2 separate regions of the Homo sapiens genome follow, and region 1 is linked to region 2. The links are chromatin loops, found by intact Hi-C in ENCODE. Cell type or tissue: chondrocyte. All regions are shown on one strand. Each heading gives the region's core, and the rest is flanking DNA. Links, peaks and the distances in the headings are about the cores only.

Region 1 (2,818 bases), core at 215-2,714, 340 kb before region 2:
AAAGAAAAAGAGTACTTAACCAATATGCTATTCTCAAGTGTTTTAAAACAATCAAAAGTGATCATTTCTTTTTTATATTTTATTATTCTAAAGCTACAGTCTTGGATGCCCTGGTTTGATTATTGCTTCAGTTTCTTCTGAACAGCGAATTTTCCGTTCTTTTGGAAAAGCCTAAAATTACTTGTCTAAATCAAAATCCAGCCATTTGCCCTTTTGCCTTTTTTATTTAAGCAAAGCCTCTTCTGTGGGTCTTCCTTTTGAAACAGTCTTTTTCTATGCAACATATCATTAGTTAATAGCTTTCCTTTTATTGAAAGCTGTTCATTATTTTAAAATGAAGAAAGCTTTTTAAAAGCCTAAAATAATTTGTGTGTTTTGTAAAACAATTGAGAAATACTGTATTTTTTATAAAAATCATAAATGTATTGGGTGAGAAATTACCTTTTTTGTGAACACAATAGATCTGGTAAAGGGTTACAGAAATGTTACTTTTAAAGGGAAATTATCTATTTTGATTAAGGAATTACAATTATAAACATTCATTAAATTTTTATAGCAACTTTTGACAAAACCTGTGGTATTCTACAGATTGCTAACAGAATATGTAAATAATTTGCAGGTGGCATACAAGCATCTCAGCATTGGATAGCAGGGAAAAGAAAGATGAAGGAGCTAGAGCAATGTGGAAAGTAAAATAAATGTATAATATATAGACATTAGATGACAGCAGTGTTGAAGTAGTCAAGATTATATTACTAAAGCAGAGAGAGGAATCATGGCCACTCTGACATTCCATAATGAGGGCTCAAAATAGCCAAAAAAGAGTCTATTCATTGTTGGAATTTCAAAAACAATATATCCTTATTTTAAGATCTTCCTAAAAATACCTGCTTAGAGTCTTTTTACCAGCTGTTGAATTCTGACAAATAAAGTATAGAAATTAAATAAAGGTCCTGCTGTCCTACTGTGGCACAAAGGACTCTTTGTATCCAGGAGGTTACAAAGGGATTTAATCTTAGGTATCACTTTTGATATGTAAATAATATGTATATTTTGTTTCTGAAAGTGCGGGAAAGAACCAGCATCAGCTAACATTATTTTAGGAAGAAAATTCATTCAAATTTATTTAAAATGAGTAAAAATAAGAATAGTTTAATATTGTTAAGAATATGTTTTAAAAGTACAGAGTTTTCTTAGCTTCAGCACTATTGATATTCTGGGCTGGAGAATTCTTTGTTTTCAGGGGTTGTCTTGAACATTGTAGCATGTTTAGCAGTATCTCTGGCCTCTGCCCACTAGATGCCAGTAGCACATACACTTTTCCACCTTCAGCAGTGATGACCAAAAATATCTTCAGATGCTGCAGAATATTCCTTGGAGCAGAAAATCACCAGTTTAGAACCACTGCTTTAGCCAGTTCCAGAAAGTAAACACAAAATGACTCAAAGTGAATTGCATTAAAACTCTGAAGTTTTAGAACAAATGAGTAGCCAGAAGAATTGGAAAGACTTTAGACTATGAAGATGAAAGTTTCAATTAAGGTGTTCATATATCAATCATGTTATTATATAGTCCAGAGCAATATGGAAGATTTAATCTTTTTCTTGGTAAAAAGTAACAACATACTTACAGATTTTTCTGGTTAAACCATGTCATCCTATAAATAGGGAAATCTTGTCACTTTCCCAAATTAAAGGTAACCGTTCAACAAATAATTAGCCACTTGAGGGGCTCAGTGAAGTATTCACCCACGGACTAGTTAACTACGTTGTCTTTGAGAAGCTAGAATCAAGGTAGGTGTAGAAAAGATAAACCTAGAATATTAGCTCCCAAAATAGACTTCAGACATTTTTGTTGGCTGTACTTCAACTCAGATGAAGTACTGCTGTAATTCCTACCAGCACTGCTCCTCTGGAGCTTGCTGTGCTTCACTTTGAGTTTCTGCCTTCTGTAGCCAACACTGGTAGACAAGAAATTGAAGCCAAAAGGTTCAAAAAGGGCCATAATATATTTAACTAACTTGGTTCTTGGCTAATATAAAAAGCAAACCTTCTGTGCAAAAGCACAATATCAGTATTAATACACTTTTTTTAAATAACTAGAAAACTGGTTACCAAGTTTAAAATGCATTTTTAAAGTACAGTACTGTCGTAAGAATCACATTTAGAAGTGTAACAACATAGTGTATTTAATCAGTATCAGAATTTTTAAATTTATTTTATCATCATGGAATCTGAGAGTGAAAGGGTATCTTTGAAATCCTCTGACTAATCTTTACTGATTTTGCCTGCTTCCACTGAGCTGCGTGAACATGAGGAGCCATAGACACCCTGCAGGGATCTCAGTCTAAAGCAGTAATTCCAAACCTTAGTGTTGTTTCTCTAGAGAAGTACATCAGAATCTCTGTAAAGAGCTATTTTGAAAAATGTCTTTAATATAATTTTATGAAGAAATATATAATGCCTTTTATTCTTACAAATATAGAAATCTTTTAAAAATCTTAATCAGTGGGAAATTTGTGAGGAAGTTTTAATGATCATGTAATCTGGCAAATACATAATTCATTCACAGACCACACATCTGGAGGTGACAGGTAATATTGTTTATGCCTGAGTGGTATAATGTGTACTGCTGTTCCTAATACATAACAACCCAAAAGAAAAAAATGGACAAAAGAGAAAAGAGGCAGTTAGCTACCAAAAAATAAAATTAAAAATTAAAAAATATATATATATGGAAGGCCAATAAACAATAAGTTAATCATTTTTGCCATTAGGTTGGTAAAATTTAAAAGATGCTATACAGTATTGATGAGTGT
Region 2 (2,818 bases), core at 238-2,737:
CAAACGTCCATGGCTGTATGCATGGATAAACGAAATGTGGACTATACGTAACAATGGAATATTAGTAGCCTTAAAAAGGAATGAAATTCTGATACATAATATAATATGAATGAACCTTAAAGATATTATGCTCAATAAGCAAAAAAAAAAAAAAAGGGACAAATATGATTCCACTTATATGAGGTACCTAGAATAGTCTAATTAATCGAGACAGAAAGTAGAATTGTGGTAACCAGGGGCTGAGGGGAGGGGCAAGTCAGGAGTTATTGTTTAGTGAGCATAGAATTTTGGTTCAGTGATGGAAAAGGTGTGGAGTTGGACAGTGGTTATGGTTGCACAACAATGTGAATGAATTGAATACCACTGAACTGTCCACTTCAAAATGGTTAAAATGGTAAATTTTATGTTACGTATATTTCACCACAATCAAAACACAGATAAAACTTGCATTCCCAATGAATACAGGCAATCTTTTTGTTTATATTGTTGCTGGTGTTTTTCAGTTATTATGATTAAAATATTCCTGTCCTATGCTCAAATTCTCTTCTTGCTTGAGCAATGGAAGACGTATTTTCTATGGAAGTGACTCTATTGAGCGTTCCCAAACTCTGTCATGAGGTTATCCCACCTGAGATGGACACAGGGGGTGGCCTGGGAAAGGACTGTGACCACTGAGAGACGATAACGAGCCACAGGAAGGAAATAGGAGTCGCTTCTGATCACTTTCGCCCGCCTCTCTTACTCCTGGGTGCACTTCGGGATCACCTCAAGACTCAAAAAAAAAAAAAAAAAACAAAAAAAACCCGCAACCACACAAATACCAGGCCTCACCCTCAGAGACTATATGGTCTCTTTGCTCCTAGGTGGAGCTCAAGTGTGGGTGTTTTTTCAAAGCCCCTTGCCATTTTGATGCGAAGCCATGGGGAGACCCGCTGAATTAGACCCTCCTCAGAGAGCTCTGGAGTATACAGCTCGGCATCCCCCTTTACACCTCCACCATTAAATAATGGCAATGTTGTCTCAGAAGCGAGAAGCTTTAAATCTTAATTTTGATAATCCTTACACTAGAAAAGGAAAACATGTTAAAATTCATGAATTCAGCAAACATTTGTTCAAGCTATTACCATCAGAGACTGTGCCCGGCCTGGAGATGCAGGCAGACCCGAGCGCCCTCCTAGTGTACTCCCGGGCTAGCAAGGCGGCCAGGGGCAGGGAGGACACTGACATGAGCGCCACCTTGTGGAAATATTCATAACTGCATAAGCCAAGGATTCTAGGGGAAAAGGTAGAAAGGGGCATCCACGTGTGATGGAAAATCAGGAAAAACTTCCCAGAAAAAGCGATTCCTGCCTCATCAATGAGTCTGGAAGAGTAACTGGAAATTAGCTAGGCAAACGTGAGAAGAAAAGTGACATTGCATATCCTAGGCTGGAGGGCAGTGTGTGCCACTCTTGGTTTAATCAGGCCCATCAGCTTAGGGCAATGCCGACTGACCACAGCGGTTGGCCTGAGGGATTTAAAATTGAGGTGAACTGATGTGCAGAGTGTTTGGGGTCAGGGTGATTACAGCTGCTCAGGGAGCCCAGGAAGAATGCCTGCAAGGCTTAACTTCTGAAGCCAGTGCAGAAAAATGTGTAGTAGTCACAGCAAACAACCTGCATGCCAAAGAGAGAAGTGGTCTGCACCCCGGCCCCCACGTTAGCAGTGCAGGGCAACAACCCTTAATCCTAACTATTTACATGAGTAAAATAAATAATACCTATTTAACAGATTCTAGATGAAAACTATTACCTACAGATGCTCTCCTAGGGACTCTTAGGAAAGTCGAGGTGGTGAAAAAGGACATTTGCCCCCTTGTGACTTGATTAGAAAGCATGAGAATCATTCTTTTAAATCCTTCCCTATGTGCCATCAGGAATTTGCATATTGAATACTTGTCTCGTGGTCTACATAGACTCACCTACAGGGGCAAGCGGCACTCACATGGCACCAAATGCCTTGCAAATCTCAATGTTACAAATGGCATTTTCTTCTGAAAGCTCAAGTGCTGTTTGTTTAGATTTTCAGCTGGGAAATTTTAACAATGAACACGTATCTGCTCCTAAACAACTCTTTAATGATCTTTTTTGGCTTCGATTTTCTCCTGTTGATCACTCTCTTTTGGGGGTATTTAATCTAAAGTAAGGGCTAGCGTTTATCTCAGCATGCCATCCTGCATGCTGAGCCAATTCATTGAATGATAATGAGCACAGGTCCACCCGCCAGAAGAGAAATGAAGTTCATCATGAGCCCACAGCGGAGTTCAAATGTTCTTAAATACTACCGTTAAGAGTGATCTCACAAAGCTACAAGTGGGTGCAGATTCAAATATTCACAGAACAGCAGGAACTTCTGTATGTATTCGTTTTACTTCAACCTCAACACAACCCAGAAAGCTGGTGCAATGATCCCTAATCTACAGGTATTAGGAAGAAGCAATGATCCCTAATCTACAGGTATTAGGAAGAAACAGATATTCCCCTAGATCTTCAGGCTGCACAGCCTGTATGTGTCAGAGCAGGACCCAAGGATGAGTGATTCTTCCACCCTACAGCTACCTGCATGGACCTCACCACTGTGATAATCAAACAAAACACTGACCTAATTCATCAAAATAAATGTGTGAGCCAGCTGAACCCAAAGGCACAGTCTTGTTTCTTGGTTAAGAGTGACATTCACCAAGTGTCTACAATGTTCTACTCCTGGCTGCTTTGCACGTGATGTCTGATTTTGTGAAAAATTTCATTTTCCCTGTTCTGCAGATGAAGAAACCAAGAAA

What was found. Peaks named below come from ENCODE experiments on the same cell type or tissue, not always from the same donor. Only the 100,000 strongest peaks of a DNase experiment are listed, where the experiment ranks them.
Region 1: it touches region 2 in a loop (8-fold over the local background); 35 of 110 quality-filtered maps call a loop at or near these places.

The regions. Positions count from the first base shown.
Region 1 is chr6:70,546,216-70,549,033 of GRCh38, forward strand. The region is part of intron 20 of FAM135A (family with sequence similarity 135 member A); the gene reads left to right. Among named protein-coding and RNA genes, the nearest start is that of SDHAF4, 19 kb to the right of the region's middle. In chondrocyte, for the core only: CTCF peaks have their summits at 1,287 (motif pointing right) and 1,488; no DNase peak of the experiment used is centred there.
Region 2 is chr6:70,883,321-70,886,138 of GRCh38, forward strand. All of the region lies in intron 2 of B3GAT2 (beta-1,3-glucuronyltransferase 2), which reads right to left. Among named protein-coding and RNA genes, the nearest start is that of B3GAT2, 72 kb to the right of the region's middle. In chondrocyte, for the core only: CTCF peaks have their summits at 1,242 (motif pointing left) and 1,457; no DNase peak of the experiment used is centred there.